Linked DNA regions of Homo sapiens: region 1 is linked to region 2. Evidence: chromatin loops called from intact Hi-C (ENCODE). Cell type or tissue: chondrocyte. All regions are shown on one strand. Each heading gives the region's core, and the rest is flanking DNA. Links, peaks and the distances in the headings are about the cores only.

Region 1 (10,626 bases), core at 3,570-8,569, 820 kb after region 2:
AGCCACCGTGCCTGGCCACCTCTGCACTATTGATTATTGACATTTTGGCCCAAATGACTCCTTGTGTGGGAAGCCAACCTAAACATTGTAGAGTGTTTAGCAGCATCCCAGGCCTCTACCCACTAGATGCCAGTAGCACCTCTCTCCACAGATGTGACAACCAAAGCACACATTGCCAAATGCCTGGGAGGTGGGTGGAAATCACTTGATTTGGGGTTGAGAACCACTGCCTTAAACCCAGTCAGCCATCATGTCCACCTCTCCAGATGCCTCCTCTGCTCTTCTGATGCAAACTGCACCCCTCATTACCCACCCACCCCAGCTTAGAAAATACCCAAGCGCAAGAGAGGCTGCCCGCATTCCCTCTGCAGACTCATCATCTCTCAGATGTCTCCCCACCCAGTCATGACGACTAGTGGCCCTGCACTCACCCAGCTCTATGAATAGTGTCCATGTGCATCCCAATGCCACCACTCCACTCAAAGGGAGGTCCCTGCTCTCATTGCTTGCCCCCTGTGCTTCCTCCCTTGGTGCATCACCCACTTAGAGGGAGCCTATCCCCTTCTGGATGCCTCCCACACCAATCCTAGCTGCTTTACCTTAGCAAGAAATGCATTCCAGGTCTCAAATTTTCTCATCTATAAAACAGCAATGTAAAAGATCTGGTTAAACTCATATCAAAGTATTTCCTGTCTCCAAGAACTACAAGGTAGGAAGCCAAATGTGCTGTCCCCAAATCAGACCATCCCCTGCAGCAGCTTTTCTGAGCAACTGAGCTCCCTGGGAAGAAGAGTTCTGGGCAGTCCCTCCATACAGAGAGGATACTTGAACCTCAGACTGCTACTTCAGAGCACCCAAGGATCTCACATGTCTACTAGATGCTTAGACTTGTAAACCAAGCTGGTTTCCATGCTAACATATAAAAAACAATACTAGATGGAAGTCTATGTATTTTCACAGAGGTTCCTGGCAAAGCCTCAAGCTGGTTTGCATTCATCATTGGTTTTGTTCTATCAAGCCTCCTAAACAAGAGAAGCTATGCTTTTTTGACATACTTTTGACATTTCAATCGGGCATGGAGATGGAAAGCCCTCAGTGTGTTTGCCAACGGCAGAGATTTATTTCACAGATCTTAAGGGGCCATAAAGAAAGTACTCAATAACCCTTAAACATCCCGCACAGTGTGAGATGAAGTCTACGGTGTGCCTTGGAGTTGAGTCACTAGTGCTTACTCAGCTGAAACGAGTTCAGCACCGTGAGTGCCAGAAATAACAAAGCATGTGTCATCTTTTAAAGAATTCCCACTCTCCCCCATTTCTCCAGGTGAACAGCTACCAGAAGCTGTTGACCCCATTCTCCAAAGCTGAGGCTGCTGCTTCTGGGAGCCCCGATGTCTCTGAATGTGGCGACCATCAGTACTCCCATACCAAGAAGGAGCAGTGACTCAGGTCACACTGGGTAGTCCTGGCCTGATGCCCAAGGCAACGGGAGTGATAGAGAGCAATAGTCAGAGGATTGATGAGCAAACAGAGCCAAGTGGATCTCAGACAGGTTCAAGGCCGTTACTGCAAATGGAACTTACACTCTTCAAACCTCAATGACATCACCTGGGAAATGGAGATCATGCTACTGTTAATAATAATTTCTATATCACAGAGTCGTGTGATGATTGAGACACTCGAGTTTGATGTGCTTACGATGATAAATACCAGTGTATATGTGCTTAGCACGTGCATAATGTTTTTAGATGGATAGTGCCCCTAAAACTTCTGACATAGTTCACGTTCTTGTTCAGGACCAAGCCAAAGCACTTGCCAAGCAGAAAGAGCAGATCTGGGCAGCTGCCACCCTCGCCAGGCATACACAGCACCCTGGGCCTGTGGACTCATCCCAGATGGGCTTTGCAGACACACAGAGGCAGATTTGCCAGCTGGTTCTTCCATCAGAATAAATAAACCCTTTCTGCTGTACCCTTTCTCTTGTTTTGGGTCATCATTAAATGGAAACAGAATAGAAACTATCCCTGTTTCTTTGTTGTTGCAGGTTGGGAGCAGTGATGACCCAGTTCAAGATGAAATTGAATCAATCCCACTTCGCTGTCCCAGATATTGTTGGAGTTTTGTTTTCCCCTCACCCTGAGTTGGGAAAGTTGCCTGAATGATTTGTGCCTGAGCGCTCTTATCTAGAGTGGAACGTAAAGTTGTGACCATTTTCACTGGGAAAATAGGTGATTTGTCTGGAGGAGAGTATCTCAAGTTCCAGACTCGAATGCTATGTGCCCTTTTATGTTAACTTCTTCACCATGGGGGAACCCCCAGGAATAAAAAGTCTCCTATTCCTCTCCTTCAAAACACCTCCTGAAACCTCACTCTTTTCAAGGACCTTACTGACATTTACTGAATAAATAATTTTTGAAGCTTTCAGAGAAGCATAGAGATGAAAAAAGCTCTAGAGATACTGATGGTTAAAATTGGAATGCATGAAATTCAGGTATGGCAGCTTGCCAGAGAGGGGACACAAATGCTTACCCGTATGGCTGATATTAACATGAGGAAGGAAGATACCGGCTGGGCACAGTGTCTATGGGCACGTCTACAATCCTGGCAATTTGGAAGGCTGAAGCAGGAAGATAACTTAAGGCCAGGAGTTCAAGATCAGCCTCGGCACCATAGTGAGACCCCCAACTCTACAAAAAAATTTTTAAAACTTAGCCAGTCATAGTGGCACACACCTGTACTCCCAGCTATTAGAGAGGCTGAGGCAGGAGGGTCACTTGAGCCCAGGAGCTTGAGGCTGCAGTGAGCTATGATCACACCACTGTACTCCAGTCTGGGCTATAGAGCAGTACCCCATCTCTTAAAGAAAAAAAAGCAAAGAAGAAGGTTTAGTGCTTTAGGATGGCCTGTGCAGATGCAGGAAGAAACTGATGAAGATTAAGAAAGCACATAGTAAGTTGCTGGGATGACAAAGAGATGTTTCCAAACCTAAGCCCAGACCGCTCCCTCTGCATGGACTGACCACAAGCAGTGCTGAAGGGTGGGTGGACAGAGCAACCAAGGCTGTTGACCCCAGCACAGAGTCTGCTGTGGGGGCATGGGGGAGGTAATGAGTCGAAAAGCAGTCAGTTTTGCCCATTAGAGTCAGGGTTCTCCAGAGAAACAGAGCCAATAGGAGGCACACATAGATGCAGAGAGTTAGCATGGGAATTGGCTTACATGGCTGTGGAGGCTGAGAAGCCCCCAGACCTGCAGCAGTAATCCAGAGACCTTGGAGAGCCACTGGTGCTGCAGTCAGAAGGCCAGCCGGCTTGAGAGGCAGGAAGACTTCGCATTTCGTCTGAGTCCAGAGGCAGGAAAAGCCAATGCCCAGCATGAAGACTGTCAGGCAGTAGGTCTCTCTTACTGGCGGCTGGTGGGAGGGCCAGCCTTTCTGTCCTTTCCAGGCCTTTAACACATTGGGAAAGTCAATCTGCTTTACTCGGTCCATGAATGTAAATGCTAATCGTATCCAAAAACACCCTCATAGAAACCCCCAGAATAATGTTTGACCAAATATCTGGCCATTGACACATAAAATCACTGAGGCCAAAACACAAAATGAGCTGTTAGAATGACCGAGCTACACTGAAATAAGTGTGAGTAGTTTTGAGCAGATGGTAGAGATAGAGCCTCACTGCCAGCAGGCCCAGCTGGAGGAGCAGTGAGAGGGCGAGGGCCCTGGTGCCCAGCACATGAAGGTGTGTGAGCATTCACTCAGGTTAGTGTATTACTTCCATCCACATGAGAATCCCTCCACCCTGCCCACGTCCCTGACTAGAGGAATTCCACCAGGCTATCTTCTCTCCCTGTCACAGGAGCTTCTCAGGCTGTCATATGGAAACAGCCCCACCCTTCCCTTCTGCTTGTACCTGGATGGAGACATTTGGGATCTAGGGCTTCAGGAGAGTAGAGGTTGTTCTATACCTCAGAGGGACAGATGCCCTGCATAATCCCAGGTTCTAGCTAGACCTGCCTGGAACTAAAAATCAGAACAGAGAGCCTCTTACAAATGTCCCTGGCCTCAAAACATGTTTCATTTTAAAATATAACAATAATAACAGGGCCCCGGGGGAATGTTATAAGAATGTGATCCAACTGCAAATGGGATGAATATCAAGACAATTTCCAAAATCAAAGGGCGCCCTATGGGACACTGAGTGAAATGGGTGCTCTCATTCAGCTTCTCAATTTTCCTTTTTCAATATGAATTCCCTAAAATACACATTAAAATGTAGCAGGGATAAGTATTTGTCACAAAAAAATCAATTGCCAAAACCATCACGCTGGATAGGGCATAAGATCAGCAACAGTTCAGGGACTTTGAAAGCAACCTAAATTCTTAGGAAATGGACTGTGTTTGCTCTAAGGATGTCATTGAGAGCTACATCACCTAGTGTCCTCTATCAAGACCTATGAGGAATATTTCTCTTAGGTCTCAGTACCAGAAATAGCTATGCCTGTCCTGAGCCACTGGCTTGTGCTTTCTTTATGGGCACCCTGACATGCAAATGATGTTACCTCCTTTCTTCTTGTTGCTAGGAAACCCAGCCACATGTGTGGGTCACCTATAGCAAGGTTGCAGGACATTCTGGAATGCATTTTATGGCCAGTATAAACTTTTGTCTGTCCATAGTTTCCCTATTCATACTATCCCTTTGCTAGTTTACATATGGCATTATATTTTTAAGAGACACCTTAAATCCTTTCAGGAATGAAGACAAGAAATAAATCATTGAATAAAGAAATACAAATAATGGTTTTTATTTACAAAACAAACAAACAAAAGGGGACCTAAGAATGTGTAAGTTCAATAGTGTCTGCACAATATGAGTCCACGGCAGGGGATGTTTCTAACAACACAGTCAGATCCCTGTCTGGAAGTTTGCGGTCCATTCCAGATGCAACATTTTAGGAGTGATGACCACCAACATCGGACACATTGGAAGAAGAAACGATGGGAGAAGAGTCTGGGAGGTTTGAGGAAGCACTGAAGAAATGTAGTTAACCTGGAGAAGTGTAGACTTGGGAGAACATTCTAGAAGTCTTTGGATTTTTGAAGACCAATCACATGGGAAAAAAATGCATTTATTCTGTTGCAATTCAGACAACAGAATTAGAATCAGGGATTGACAGCTAAAGACTGGGGCAGGTTTGAGATTAATATAGAGAGAAGTTCCAATCAGAATGTCTGTAGAACAAAAGCACGGGCGTGAAGGGGAGATGGGGGTATGTGAAAACAGGCCTGCATCCCAGGGGCAGGCCCACAGCGCCAGGTGATGGGAGTAGACATTCACAAAATCCTCTTTCCAGCATGTCTTCATGCCAAAGGAGCAAGGTGATGCCCCCAAAATCTTGGCATTTGAGGTGTCCCTTATTCGCAGTTAACTGTCCACTACACAATGTATTGCTTTCTAAAGGAAACATTTACCCAAGAGGAAAGGCCAGTTTTACTAAGGAAAGCGCCATTGTGAGAACCAGACCTTCCCGTGACGGATGATGGATGTGCGTTTGATTGGCCGGTAGTGCCTGCTGCTATGCAGATTCGGCTTCTCCACTCCACCAGGAGAGGGAAGGAAAACACTTCCCTCCACGCCACATTGCAGATCAAGACAAAGTTCACTCCTAATTGCAGCGGGACTGACCTGGTGCAGGATGGGCTGGGGGAATTAACGGAAACAAACCGAAGGATGACTCTGGCAGCACACTGATGAAGAAACCAAGAGGAAATGAAGCCAGCAAGGGCGCCCACAAGTTTATTTCAGAGTCGACAGAGCATGGACCTAACTGAGCAGAGCTTCTGATTTATGAAGTATTTTTATTATATTACCTATTTTATATTATATTGGCGGCTCTGCTCTTTGAGACAGAAAAATAAACAGCAGCCCTGCAAGAGCCTTTGGTCTAGAGAGAAGAATATAAACACAACCTTCCTGCTCTGAATGGAGATTCCTGCCAAACGTTGTTTCGGGGTTTTCAGGCTTCTGAGATTGGCCTTTGTGTTTAGGAAGGCGAGGTTCACACGAAATATAAACGGTCCTATTCTCTAAGTTTTGAAAAGGCGAAGAGCTTAAGGTTTGTTTGATAAAACCAATAGAAATGCACCATTGCCCACTGCTATAGGAAATGTGTGTTTCCTATTTTGTCTGTGCAATGGCTAAATAGCCCTGCGTTGGCACAGCCAATTCCACAAGTGGGCAGGATTCTATCGGCCAATATGATCCTGAGCCTCCCCGCCCTTTGCCATTCTTTGAGGAGCTAGAGCCTGACAGAGGTGCTGAGGAGGCAGCTCTGCCTCCCATAATGCATGTGTGTTTTCTTTTCTCAAAGAAACAATTCTTCCACTAGAGCAGATGCCAGTTCCAACAGAGAGCTCGCCGGGGGCCTTTCTGGCTCCTGCAGGCTGAACTGAGTCATTGTTCACAGTGAGTTAGTAAGGTTTTATGCTAAACATGTGTTATCAGCTTCCAGCATGCCCCTCCCTCAGTGTGTACCTGGAAGCATTCCTGCCTGCTCTCCCGCATGGGCACCCTAGTGACGAGGAGAGGCACACAGGGACCCTATGGCAAAGATGAAGTAGCAAGGAGTTTCATCGGCATACACAGGCACATGCTCTCTACTCTTCAGACTCATCTATAAACAAAGTGCTATTTATCTTCCATGAAACAAATTAAAAGCTCAAAGTCAGAATGTCTGCAGCCTTGTATGGAGTGAGTACATTTCACACTCAACATTCGTTACAGTCTGGGACCAAGGATTTCACTGCGTTTTCCTAGTGCAGTGCTAGCCCCAAACCTGTTCCCTGTAAAAGCTTGTGAATGATGAAGGAAAGAACAAACAAGTGAATAAAGGAAGGCCTCACAGATACAACTGGATCATGATCCAGCTCTTATCAAAACCAAAGCATGTACCAAACTAACCAAGCTCCAGTTCCCATCCCCAGACATGGGTCACAGTGAGGCTTGCCCTGTATTGTATGCCAGAATCATAAATTAGGATTCCTAGCAGATGAGAATGTACAGGATCAGCACTGCCACAGGGATGAAGTGGAGAGCAGTGGGTTTCTCAGAGGCTACAGAACTGCTGATGCAGAAGCCTAGGGACATTTTCCACACCCCTCGGAGAAACGGGCTGGCTGGCCTCAATTCCCCCAAGACCATTTTAATTGTAGTGAAAAATGCGTAAAATAAAATGGACCATCTTAATTTAACCCTTTTACAGTTTACAGTTCTGTGGCGTTAAATACATTCACATTGTTGTGCAACCATCCCCACCATCCATCTCCAGAACTCCTTTCATCTTGCAAAACTGAAATTATCCCCATTAGACAACAGCTCCTGATTCCTCCTCCCGCAGCCCCTGGAAACACCATTCTTTTGTTTCTATGAATTTGACTTCCCTAAGAACCTCACAGAAGTGGAATCATGCAGCACTTGTCCTTCAGTGACTGGCTTATTTCACTGAGCATGATGTCCTCCTGATCCACCCATGTGGTGTGAATCTGCCATTGTTTTTGTGCAGGATGGAATCAGAGCCTCGTGCACATCCCAAGAGGAGCCACTGCCACCCCAGGACCTCCATCCCTCCCAGCATCCTGGTCCTCACACTGGAAGGAAGCCCAACTCACTTTTTTTGGATGGCTCAATGGGGCTTCATTACACTGTAAGCTAAACTATGCTTACAAAAATGGGATCTTGCTATATAACTATGGAAAATACAAGCTTAAGCAAATAGGCATTTCCCTGCTCATGTTAGAAGGTCAAGTTGGTTAAAAGAAAAAAGGCCATGTGGATCAGCTGGTGGCCCAATTAGAAAGCTCAGAGACAGTCCAAGCCCTTGTTTTCATTATCCCAAATGAGGAAACGCGGCAGCTGGAGCTGTGTATAGCCCCAGGGCCTGGGAACAACACTCAGGCCATCTGGATTCCCCACGAAGGAAAAGCTCCGCCTTTTAGTCTCTGAAGCTGCAGGATTGAGGAGATTCGCAGAGGAAATGTGTGTTTCTGTGGTCTTGGGCCCCTCCGTCACCCACCCAGCCACTTGGGGCCCAGATAGAAATGATGGTCAGTGGGGCAGACCAACAGCCTTCTAACTACATTCCCCAGCATGCCCTCTTTTTCCTTTCCTTCTTTGAGGGAGTCCTTAAATTTCTGCTAGCTGAAGTGGCAAAAACTCCCTCGCATACCCTTACTCTGTTGCCCTCGCTGAGCAGCTGACCAAGGGCAGCGTTGCTGATCACAGACAGATAGATGGCCGAGCGAGTGGAGGAAAGCCTGTCCAACCCCAGCCCCCTCTGGACCTCAAGCGGCCTGTCTAGCCCTGGAGTGCTGAGAGTCACAGCATTTAAACACCAGGGCAGCAAGTTCTGGTGCAACGGCCTGACCCCACGTAGTCCCTGGCTCCTCTGTGAGCCATCCCCAGGGGATAGGCAACTAGCATCTAAGACCCAGGGCCCTGCTGTCCCCCTTGGTTTAAGCTTTGAGTGAGAGGATGACAGGAACAAACACCAGGGGGAGAAATGAGGCAGGGAGGACCTGCCTGCCGGTGCCCAGGGAGCGCCCAGGAGAAGGATCATAGCCCAGGCCCCTCTCAGCCCAAGACTTTGTCTACTAAACAAGCTGGGCCTCCTTTGCTCCCCTCAATCAAACTCACAAATCAAAACATGCTGAACTAATATCCCCTAATAGCCAATAATCCATCAACAAAAGTTAAGTTGTTGCTTGAACAATCTTCCCCCTGAGGGAGTGGGTGTGTTTAAAAGTACTTCATAAATTATCTAAAAGGAAATATGAGTGTTTCTAGTTGTTGGAAGAGTCCTACCAGGACAGGAGAGCATGCCCAGTGTCCCTGTGTGCCTGTGCGTGCACTTATGGACACTTCCCCAGGCCTGTCCAGCTGGTCAGCATTTCAGGAGAAACCTGACCCTCCCCTTGGCCATTCCCATCTCCTCCTCCCCACACTGAAATTCTCACTGGGAAAATTTGCGGGATCTTTTTTCTGTGATTGTTTTCTTGATAAACCGTCCATGCATAGTGTTTGAATGTTTCATGGTTTCATTGCTTCAGAGTTCCTGGGAAAACAATGTCATAGGGGGTGCCTGAAAAATGAAGCTAGAAATAATTGCGGAATGAACAAGGAGTCGGCTCCATTCTTACTCCCTGAATTCCAGGAAAGCGGGGATGTGGCACAGCCCTGTGTGGAGCAGGTGCCTGGCAGCTGGCCCAGCACACAATGGGCCCACAAATGTGCCCAGCTCCCTGGGTGAGAGCAGAATGATGGGAGCCCACCGCCCATGCCCTGCGGAGGGTGTGCCCAGCCTCGGACAGCCAGCAAGACAGACGCGGGCTCCCCTCTGCCTTTCACCCAGAATCAGGGCTCAAACAATATCCGAGCAGGAGGGCCAAACTAAAAGCCACGTTTTTGTCAGAAGATTTGCCACATCAGCCCTAGAGCGCTTTGCTCCCCTCTGCAAAGCAGATCCTGGGCCCGGGCAGAGGATGCTGCAGGGAGAAGCCCTGGGATGGACTGGGAGGACCAGAGCCCGAGAGGCGGGATGGACTGGGAGGGCCAGAGCCCGAGAGGCAGGAGCCCTGGCCTGGGTCCCTGCCTGTGCCTGTCTCTCACCAGATGCATCACTGGCACCCGGGTCCCCCGTTTGACCCAGTGTCCTCACCTGACCAACAAGGTGAACAACTGCTCTGAGTCATGGAGAGAACATGTCAACAGTGAAATCCCTGAGGATGGGAATAGGGATGGACAAGGCTAAATCAAGGGGTCCCTGGGCTGAGCTCTTCCTGGGAGTCAGGCACATTGGAGTCATAGGAGTAGATGGCTCACCTAACACAGACCACAACATCCTTTCCTTGGCTACAGTGAAGACCCCAAAATGTGGGTCCACCTCTTCATTGACGTGTCTTTTGTTTCCTACATATTTCCTTTATTCGTATCTTTGAAGACTTACCTGGTGCATTGGGGAGGTTGGGATGCAGATTTGGATCCAAGCCATGCCAGGCACAGGAGACAGAATCAGAGAAGAAACTGCCAGGAGGTGGCATCAGCACAGTGAACAGGGGCGATTCCTACCTGTGCATTTGGAAGTGGGGGCACAGGAGCAATGCAGCCAGAAGTGTCCATGTGGGGCTGAGCCCTGCTAGGACCAAAGAGGGACAGGGTGGGGACCTCCAAATCGGGTCCTCCAAATCCCCAAAGCTGCCACTGAAACTTCTCTGCACCCCTAAACTGATGCTCAATATTTCAGTTTTCCCTGTATCTTTAGGGGTCTGACAGGAGAAAGGAAGGAATATTGGGGACCAGGTTTGCTTAATAGGTCTGTAATTCTTGCCCCTGCACCCACATTATTAGAGGGGTTACCAAGCCACAGTGTGATGAGCCCACAGGAGCAAGAACTGGGTCTGTCCTATCCACTGCTACTCTTCCAGGGCCCCATGCAGCACTTGGCACAGAACTGATGTTCAGTGAATGTTTGCTGATTGAATGAATGGGCATTATGGGCTACTCCTTAGGTCTCACAGCAGGCAGTAGACACTGATGTGGCCAATCCTGCCCAGGCCTTTCCAGGTGGAGCTGGAATC
Region 2 (10,626 bases), core at 2,604-7,603:
TGGTTTTGTTGTGTGTGTGCTATTTTTAACTCGAGCAGTGGGAATTACTAAGATGGGGAGACAGTGGGAAGCATAGTTTGTGGGAATTTTGAAAATGCCAAGTTTGAGATCTCTACTAGATATTTAAGCAACGATGCCAAGAGGTAGAGAGGACTCTAGGGTTCAGGGAGGAGGTCTGAGCTACAGGGAGACATTTGAGGGTGGTCAGTGTAGAGATGAGATTCAGAGCTATGAAATCCAGTGAGCTCACCAAAGGAGGCGAGTTAGAGAAAAGAAGACTGAGTTTTAGGGCGCTGCCAGTTGAGAGGTTGGGGCAATGTTGGGGGAAGGAGAAAGACCATCCAGGAAAGTATGAGGAAAACTACAGGCACACGGTGTCCCAAAGGACAGGTGGAGAAAGCTTCTGTAGAGAAAACGCTCAGTGATATTTTCTGAGAGTCTGAACACGTGACAAAAGGGAGTGAATCCTTTTCTCCTTCCCTTCCTCCCTTTCTACCTCCTTCCTTCCTTCCACAAGGGTGTAAATTCCTCTGTCCCTCCCTTTCCTTCCTCCCTGCCTCTCCGTCTCCCCTCCCTCCCTCCCTTCCTCCCTCCCTCCCTCCCTCCCTTCCTTCCTTCCTTCTTTCCCTCCTTCCTTCCTGTCTTCCTTCTTTATGAATGTTTACAGCTTTGTTTAGGTATAAACAACACAGAATAAATTGCACATGTTTAAAGTGCACGATCTAAGTTCCGACATATGTCTACATCTATGAAATCACCACCACAATCACTATAGTGGCCCTATCCGTCACCCCACACATTGCCTCCTGTCCCTTCTAGTCCTCCATTCTGCCCTCCCCATTGCGTCTCTGCACATGGGGAGCCTCTCCACAAAATATCTGCTTTCCATCAGTATAGCTTAGTCTGCTCGAATTTTATATAAATAGCATCTAACAAAAACCCTTTTTTTTGTCTGGCTGCTTTCAGTCAGCATAATGATTATGACTTTTTTCCATGTTGCTTGTATCGATGGTTCATTCCTCTTTACTGCTGAGTAGCATTCCACTGAATGAATCACCACATTAGCTTATCACAAATAGTTCCTCCTATATATGCTTATAGAAGATTCATTGTTTTGTTTTGAGTGAATTTTGGTAGGTGCTGCAAAATATGAATTTAATTCATTTTGATTCATATGGATATCAAATTGTTTCCATTTGATAGACTGGAATAGACTATCTTTCCCACGTTGGATTACCTTTGCACCTTTGTCAAATCTCAGTTGCTCTTATGTGTCTGGGCCATGTGTAGCTTTTCTTATTTAGGGACATTTGTCTTTCAGAATAACTTTGTCAGTTTCTACAAACCCCCCTACTCCCTGCTTTGGGGGCTTATATGGGGACTGATCATTTCTTTTTACTGCTGAGTGGCATTTCATTGAATGAATCGCCTCAGTAAGCTTCTCACAAATAGTTCTCTCTATATTTTCTTCTAGAAGTTTCATTTTTTTTTTTTTTTTGCATTTTGGGGGCAAAGTGACATATTAGTGGTATTAGATATTCAAGTGGAGATGCCAGGAGGTAGAGAGGAATCTAGGGTACAGGGAGGGGGTCTTTTGATCTTTATATCAATTTGAGGGCAAATTGACATCTTAGTGGTATTATATTTTCTGATCCATGAATGCAACGTATCTTCCATTTTTTGAGCTCTTTAAAATTTTTTTCTGAGCAATGTTTTATGGTTTTTAGTGTACAGTTCATTCATATCATTTGTTAAATGTATCTCTAAGTATTTCATATTTTTGATGCTATTTTAAATGATACTAGATTTAAATTTTAATTTCTGATTGTCATTGCTAGTGAAAATATAAAACAATTGGTTTTTGTATATTGATCCTCTATCCTGCAACCTTATTAAACTCACTTGTTAATTCTAATATCTTTTTGTGTAGGCCACGTTGAATTTTCAATATAGAAAATCCTGTTATCTATGAATAAAGACAGTTTTACTTCTCCCTTCTAATCTCAATGCCTTTTATTTCTTTCTCTTGCTGTATTGTATTTGCTAGAAAATGTTGAAAAATGTTGAAAAGAAGTTGTAAGAGTACATAGTTTTGTCTTGTTCTTCATCTTAGGGGAAAAGCATTAAGTCTTTTAGTATTAATGGTAATGTGGACAGAAGGTTTTGTAGAGGCCGTGTACCAGGTTGAGGAAGCTCCTTCTACTCCTAGTTTGTTGAGAGAGTTTATGTCCAGAATGCATGTTAGATTTTTGAAAATGCTTTTACTATGTCTATTGTGACACTTCTGTGGTTTCTCTTTTTTAATTTCAAAATATGCTGAATCACATTAATTGATTTTCAAATTATAAATCAACCTTGCATTTCTGGCATGTAACTCATTTGGTTATGATCTTTCATACTGTTGGATTTGATTTCATTTGCCGAAATTTTGTTTAAAGTGTATTTTGGTATAAAGTGTATATATAGACCCAGGTGCGGTGGCTCACACCTGTAGTCCTAGCACTTTGGGAGGCCAAGGTGGGCAGATCACTTGAGGTCAGGAGTTTGAGACCAGCCTGGCAACGTGGTGAAATCCTGTCTCTACTAAAAATACAAAAATTAGCTGGGTGTGGTGGCGTGCCTGTAATCCCAGCTACTCAGGAGGCTGAGGCAAGTGAATCGCTTGAACCTGGGAGGCAGAGGTTGCAGTGAGCCGAGATCATGCCACTGCATTCCAGCCTGGGGGACAAGAGCAAAACTCCGTCTCAAATAAAACAAAATAAAATAATATATATATATGTGTGTATATACACACACACACAAAATTTGCATTCATATTCATAGAGATAATAGTCTATAGTTTTCGTTCTTTGTAATGTCTTTGGTCATGGTACCAGAGTAAAACAATTTGAGAAGTGTTCTGTCTTTTACAATTTTCCAGGAGTGTGTATGGAATTGATGTTCATTCTTCCTAAGTTGGATAATAAAGTTATCTGGGCCTGGAGGTTTCTGTGTGGGAAGGTTTTAAAGTACAAGTTTAATGTAAAAAATAGACATAAGACTAATTCAGATTATCTGTTTACTCTTAAGTGCCGATAGTGTCTTTCAAGGAATTTGTCTATTATATTTAATTTGTCATATATATTGGTCTTAAGTTTATCATAATATGCTCTTAATTTTCTTTTTAACATCTGTAGAATCTATAGTGATAGATATCACAATTCCCATTTCTGATTTTAGTAATTTGAGTCTTTTCTCTTTTTTGGGGGGATCAACCTGACCAGGAGTTTATCAATTTTATTGATCTTCTAAAAACAAACAAAAAACTCCAGCTTTTAATTTCATTGATTTGTCCCTTTTGTTTTTCTCCTTTCTATTCCACTGATTTATGATATGATCTTCCTTTCTCTCTCTCTTTCTCTTCCTTTCCTGCTGTAATCTTTCTTTCTCTCTCTTTCTTTTCCTTTCGTGCTCTGATCTTTCTTTCTCTCTTTCTCTCTCCTTTTCCCTTTCCCTTTCCTTTCTTCTTTCTTTCTCTCTCTTTCTTTTCCTTTCGTGCTCTGATCTTTCTTTCTCTCTTTCTCTCTCCTTTTCCCTTTCCCTTTCCTTTCTTCTTTCTTTCTTGAGACAGAGTCTCTGTCACCCAGGCTGGAGTGCAGTGGTGCGATCTCTGCTCACTGCAACTTCCACGTCTCGGGCTTTAGCTACTCTCCTGCCTCAGCCTCCCGAGTAGCTGGGATTATAGGTGCACGCCCCCACGCCCAGCTAAATTTCGTATTTTTAGTAGAGACGGGGTTTCACCATGTTGGCCAGGGTGGTCTCAAACTTCTGACCTCAAATAGTCTGCCCATCTCGGCCTCCCAAAGTGCTGGGATTACAGGCTTGAGCCACTGCACCTGGCCTATGCTCTGAATTTTCTTGTTTCCTTTCTTCTTACTTTGGGTTTAATTCGCTCTTAAGGCGGAAGCTGAGATTTGAGATCCCTCTTCCTTTCTAACCTAGTGTAGTGCTATCATTTTCCCTCTAAGTATTGCTTTAGCCAAATCCCACCCATTTTGACAGGTTGTGTCCTGGCACTTCGTCCACTGATTGCATTTTCTCTTCATTATGGGTAATTTTTTTCTCCCTCACTTCATGCATGGTCATTTCTTACTGGGTGGTAGACATTGCCACTTTTTTCTTGTTGTGTGCTGGATGTCTTTGTTTTCCTGTGTGTATTTTCAGGCTTTGTTCTGGGGTACGGTTAAGTTACTTTGTAACAGTCTGATGCTTTCCGGTCCTGCCTTTGACGTTTCTCAGATGGGGATAGAGCTGCGTTTAGTAATAACTGCTCCCACCCCTGAAGCAGGGCTGTCCCGTGCCTCCTGAGTGGTGAGCCTGCAGTCTGGCTGATGGGGGAGGCGCTGTTCCCGCCCTGTGCAAACACAGGCGGATCTTCCCTCCAGCCCCACGGGGATCTTTCTGGGCCTCTGGCAGCTTCCTCGCCTGCACGTGCTGAGCCGCCCTGCTGCACCCTGGCCGCAGCCTTTGTGGATCACTGGAGTTGTGTCTGTGCAGCCCCCTCTTCCTCCAGGGACGCCGTGCCTGCCCTGAGGACTCGGCTTAGTCCCTCAACTCGTGAGGGTGAGCTCATGGGGTCAAGCCCTGTCCGGGTTCCCGCACCTCCTGTGCTGTGGCCCGGAAACTGTCTGGGTAGTAGGATCACTGTCCTCTGCATCTGGTGTGCTGGGTTTTGAAAACGGTTGTTTCTATAGTTTTGTTGGTTTCCTCCTGCTTCTTTCAGGTGGGAGGATAACTCTGGTCCCGGTTATCCATTTTGGCCATTCAACCTCATGGCAATCTAACAGGTAGCGGCTGTTCTTCCCCCCACGTGACACAGGAGAAATCTTCCGCAGGCTGTTTTCAGTGACTTCCCAGGGCAGCCCTCTGGGAGGCGGCGGTGTCGGATGGAGTCGGCTTCGCTCAGAGCGCTCCGGTTCTGGGCTCCCGCGCGGCGTCCGCCAGGGGGCAGCAGAGGCCCGGGATAGTTTGCACAACGCCCGGCTTTGCACTCGTGGCTTCGTTCTCGGGATCCGTGTTTTCGCTCCCATCCTTTCACTGCTTTTGTCTCCACTCCTGGTGACTGCTTAGCTCTAGGCTTGGTTGCCGCACAACTTTGCGTCTTGGACGCAGGGCCGAGACGCGTCTGGATGCTTTGTGACGAGTCAGCCAAGAGCAGCAGTCACGGGGCTCCTGAGATCCGGTATGTTTGCTCCGGACTCGCCTCCTCCGTCTTGGCTCCGCCCGCCCCTTAGTTTGGCTTTGTTCTCAAGCTGGTGTCCCTCGTGGTTCCAACCTCACACATCACACCCTCCGGAACGAGAGAGAGACTCTTTCCAAAGTCATCAAGGAGGAATACTGGCTTCGCTGGGTGGACCCACCTTGGGACACACGCCGTATCCTCCCCCCAAACCCAAGAGCGGCTGATTGCTGCAGCAAGGCTTGGTTTGGGCTGGGATCCCTGATCATTCTTGAATCAATGTTGTTTGCGCTAAGGAGATGAGATTCTGCTAATTAGCCCAAACTAGTGTGACTTACCCCTGCAGCTGGGGTGGGGGCCAAACCCCTCAAATCACACCCACTCCACATTAGGGAAGGAGTGGAATGCTAGTGAGCCTTCCCACAGTGTTCAGGACGTTGTCAAAGACAGAAGCGCCCAGAGGCCAGCGAGTGTCAGGGCAGAACGCTCAGGCCATGCGCGCTGACGAGCACTCGGTGTGCGACCAGGTGGCCAAACGCTCACTGCACAGGCTCCGCCCTTTGAAGAGAGGCAGCCCGTGGGTGCGCAGGCTTGGCAAGCTCTGCTTTGCGAAGGAAGGATGGCGGGAGCTGGATCCGACACATTTGTAGACAGCCTAGCTCATCTGCTCTCTTAAAATGAATCAATCATCCACCAGGCGTTGTGTGAGGACTGCATATGTGCCAGCAGGACTTCAAAAAATGTCCTGTTTACTAGGGAGAGAAACAAGAAAACCAATAAATGCAGTATAGCATCAGACATTCTGAGAGAAAGAAATGTATATGGAACTGAGGTTGCTGAAAGGGAGACCACACTTTCCCTAGCCCGGGGAGGCTAAGAAATGCAGTCAAGAGGAGGATGTTCCCAGAACGTGAGGCACAGGGAGGAGAATGAAGTGGGTGTGGGAAAGGGGCGTTCCCGCGTCCTAGGGAAATAGGTGCAAAGACACAGGCAAGTTAGAAAGCCTGTCACTTTGGGGGCAGCCTTTCTTTCCTTTTTAAGCAACTCAGGATTTTTACGTTGGTTGAAGTTACTTGATGATTTCAAATCAGTGCTGACGTTATGCTTAAAAGAAATAAAAGGTCAAAGAAAGAGTATGGTAGGAGTAATTCAGGTGGTTACTTTGAACAGTTTCTATAGACAAGAACTCCGCAGCCACTTTGACGCACACCGCAAGCCCCAGCTACGCTCAGGTGCAGGCAGCGCAGAGTCCTCCGCCAGGGGAGCCACCTGGTGGGGGCCAACCGCAAACCGTGTGTGGTGTGGAAAAGCTCCAATTCCTTTGCTCTCCAGCCTAACTCATACTCACTGGATAGGGTATAAAAAGGTCTGTAAAAGACCTTCACAAACTAAAATCTGGTTATAGCTGCAATCTGGCTTGGCAATTCATGGATCGCTGGCTCCCCGTCCCTCTGCACTCACAATGACTGCAGGGTGGGACAGTTTCTCTGCTTTTTGAAAAAGGAAATCTGCTTTCCTAGATCTTGATGGAATATACAAAAATGGTTTAGTGCCATAAGCTCCTTCTCTAAGCAGGCAGCTCAGGGAGCTGATGCCAATTGGTTACTCTTGTAGAAATTTCGTGAACTACAGTAAACCATTCGCTAAGCCTTTCTGACATCTGGAGCAGCCTCCTTCCTGCCACTGCCTTTTCTCTTGGCAGGAACACAGACCCTAGAGGGACAAAGGGTGGCAGAAGTCACCAGAAGCTGTAACATACTGCAGCTGCACGGAGACCTGTGCCTGTTCATACTCCTCAACTCTCGGCTCCTGGTGGGCTTGTCTTTGTACCCCATGGAGCCCACCCAGCTTTCAGCCAGTGCCAATGTGCATTTTAAATCAAACTTTAATGGATTTAAGATGCATATATTCTCTTTCTCTATACTCATGGCATCAGGATCTCAAAGACTACTCAATAATTTTTCATTTACTCATTCATTTATGCAAAAAGTATTTTTAGACCCTGTGCTGGGTACAATAGTGTACAAAGCCAGATAGAATTGCTGTGTTCATAGGGCTTGGCATCAAGCAGGAAGATCAATACACAGGGTGCAAGGGACATGAAGCCCGGTCACAAAAGCCTTCCTGGAGAAATGGGCGCCCAGCTTGAAGGCAGGAAGGCAGGGCCTTGGCCAGAGGCAGGGGGAGTCTGGAGTGAGTAGAGATCTGCAGGGGTTGTGTGTGGAGGAGCCAGGCCAGCCTTGAGAGCCTGTGGTGCTCTTGAGCCTGTCAGCTGTAGCTGGGGCTGGGAGGCTTTGGTCAGGGTTCGTGGGAAAGCAGAAGTGCTCCAGCTATTTCAAGTAGAGAGAGATTTAATATGGAGAGCCAGGGCCTTCTCAACCATGGGAGGGAGTTGGGGAGCAGAGATCAGGAAGACTGCCTCACGACATCGAGAACAGAAATGGAAAGGAAGTCATCACCGGCAACCCCAGCAGCCTGCAGTGCCCAAGCAGGTTGCTCTCAGGGGAACACCTGGAACTCCGAGAGCTGTGTGCTCCTGGAGGCCAGCCACCTGCAGTGCCCGTGGGGGCTTCTTAGAGGAAGCCCTGGGAGGCCAGAGAGAGAGTGCTGCTGATGGCTGTGGCTGCAGGACGGAGAAAGACACTCCCTCTGACACCCTAGAATGTGAGCTACGCACGGGCTGAATCTAATCTGGCCTCCGGCAGGGACAGTGATTCTGTGGCTTCAGACATGTCCCTGAGAAGCAGAGGATGGTGTAGCAGGCACCAGAAAATGCTGATGATGACGATGATCCAGCAAAATAGTTGGTGGAGAAGGAGCTGGGCTCCTGTCTTGCCTCTGCCACTTACTGGCTGTGTGCCTGTTTCTAGGCCTCAGTTTCCTCCTCTGTAAAGTGGGGATGACAGTACTACCTGCTTCATGCAGATTATGAAACATTAGACAAGATAATGAGTAAAGTTTTTAGCATACTACTTTGCATGTAGGTTTTGGTGGTTTCTGGTTATTATTCATAGTGATTTTTTCAGTAATTATATATTGAAAAGAAAGCTGAAAACCATTAAAGGATGTTAAAAACACCATGGAAATGTGCTTATCTTTTTAAAAAGTTGCAGTAGCTTTGGGAAGTCACCAGGAATGGCAGCCACGTGGCTCCAAACTGACTGCTGTGTGGCAGGGACCGCCAGGGTGGGGCTGGGTCCAGCTCAGAGTCATCCTGCTGAGCTTTCAGCCCCCAGATCCTTATCAAGTCATTGTGAATCTCAGCGCATTCCAATGGGCCATGTTCATGATGCCTGTGGAGGGGTGGGGTGGTTCCCTCCACTTTGGCCCAAGGAGAGTTTGCCTTTCCCAGGACTCTGGCCAGTAGAGTTCAAGTGGTGTAATTTTCTTCATCTCTTAACTGTTTCCAGGAGTTTGCAGAGCCTTCTCCTTCCTGGCTTCCTTCTCTGCCTTGGGGGTGCCTGTGGCCACAGGAGCCCTGAGCAGGGTTTGCACTCCCAGTCTGGGGATGAACAGGAGGACCTGTCTGATGGGAGCAGCTGCCAAGCAAGGGTGGGGATGGGAGAGAACCCCCAAACAGAGCAGGCGTGGCGTCCGGGTGGGCCAGATGAGCAGGGGTCCAAGGTCAGGGTTCACAGGCTCAACAAGAAGCTTCCTCTTGGAAACCTAAAAAAGGAATCAGGACCGAGGGACATAACCACAGAGACACCAAAGGCCCAGACAACAGGCTCAGGCGGGAGCGTAGCTACTTGTGGTCATAAAGCTCTGAATGCTGCTTTAGTCTCCAGGCCCCAGGGCCTGAGCCTTCAGGACCAAGATCTGGAGCTCCTGCCCTGCTATACCAAAGGTGCTGCTGTAAACACTGTTCTGGTTCTAACTGTTTAATCCCACGCCAACTCTAGGAGGCAGGTGCTATTTAATATCATCTCCAGTTACCAAGGAAGAAACTGAGATTCAGAAAGAGAAAGGCACCTGCCCAAGGTCGCACAGCTTGTGAGCTACAAGGCTGGGACCTGGGCAGCCTGGCTCTGGGGGAAGCGTCAGGCACCAGGGTCCCTGCAGGGGCCTCTGTGCACTTTCTCATTCACATGGCCTGAAGCTCATCCTGAGGTCAGCTGGGAGACTGTGCAGCCCTCTTCAAAGGCCCATCTACAGAATTTGTGAGTCTTTGAACCATTTATTGATTGTAGAAGACAATCAGCCCAGAGAGACGTGAGATGGTTCTGTAGGAAACACTATGATAGGACAGTCAGCAGGAGCCTAGTACAGCACTGAGTATGTGTGTGTGTGTGTGTGTGTGTGTGTGTTTGTGTGTACACTCAGAAAAAAGCAAGTTCCTACTGTGGCAAAGAATAGAGGGTAAAAATGCAAACATGCGAGTACCCCTCTGACACAATGAGTTCTTTCTATCATTCATTTTTTTCTTTACCATTTTAGTGGAGGCAACATTGCCCCAAGGGAATAAACGGACATTAAATCTCTGTGTTTTGGGATTTTCCTGGCATTTTTAAATCAGGAAAGTACTATTTACAGCTACATGCTCACACACACACACACACCCTGCACACACACACACACACATACACACACACACACGGGGAGGGTCACAGCAGACAATGGCACCTGGCCCAGCGGGGTCCCCTGGATGGGAAGGCAAGTGCAGTGTGTCAATCACTTAGAGGGGCAAAGGCGGGCTAGAGGGAAAGCCCCCAATTCCTGAAGATGGTGGGGCTGGACAGGAGAGACCTTCATCCCTGTCACTTTCCTCTAAGCTCCATACCAAGTGGAAGTCACGAAGGTTAGGGTCTTGTTGCTCACCCATAAAACGAAGTATGGTGATGACAGTGATGGGACTAAGTCACACTCATGTTAAGTTGTCCAGTACCTGCGACACAGACACTGCAAGAACAGTCCCTCTAGGTGTTAGAGACAGCAGCCTCTGTCCCAAGGCATCTGTGAGAGTTGGAAGTGGTGCTTGGTAGATGGCATTGTGTGGATGGGTACTGGGGGGAGTCACATCTGCGGGTTGGTCCCTGTGCAGCACACAGAGAACGATGTCTGCGTGGACCTCACTTGATGGCTGTGACAGCCTCAGCTCACTTGGCTTCCCACACAGGAGACCTGCAAGGCCACTCACAAAAGGCGATTGATTTAGTGGCTCAGGGCGCTGGGATGGAAGGGCCTGGGGAGTCCTTCAGTGACGACCCTTCTCTCTGCGTGGCCTCAGGCCCCAGCCTCCCCACTTCTCCCAGTTCTAGCAACTGACACTCATCTCTTCTCCCCAACCCTCTTTTCTCTTTCTAATCTGTGAAAGAAAAAGTAGTCCCCACTTCCCTGGGGCTTTACCTTTAGAATTCCAAATTGTTTTACCACAACTTGGCTCTGGTAAATTCCAAGTTTTGACTTTT

What was found. Hi-C counts contacts between places; a loop is a spot of excess contacts. Peaks named below come from ENCODE experiments on the same cell type or tissue, not always from the same donor. Only the 100,000 strongest peaks of a DNase experiment are listed, where the experiment ranks them.
Region 1: a loop joins it to region 2, with 2.4 times the contacts of the local background. A loop is called at or near these places in 3 of 110 quality-filtered maps.

Annotation. Positions count from the first base shown.
Region 1 is chr10:44,042,526-44,053,151 of GRCh38, reverse strand. No RefSeq gene overlaps it. Among named protein-coding and RNA genes, the nearest start is that of LINC02659, 140 kb to the right of the region's middle. RefSeq lists an enhancer at 3,941-4,110. In chondrocyte, for the core only: CTCF peaks have their summits at 6,237 and 8,524 (motif pointing right); no DNase peak of the experiment used is centred there.
Region 2 is chr10:44,859,366-44,869,991 of GRCh38, reverse strand. The region is part of intron 2 of TMEM72-AS1 (TMEM72 antisense RNA 1); the gene reads left to right. Among named protein-coding and RNA genes, the nearest start is that of TMEM72, 47 kb to the left of the region's middle. In chondrocyte, for the core only: CTCF peaks have their summits at 4,767 and 4,983 (motif pointing right); no DNase peak of the experiment used is centred there.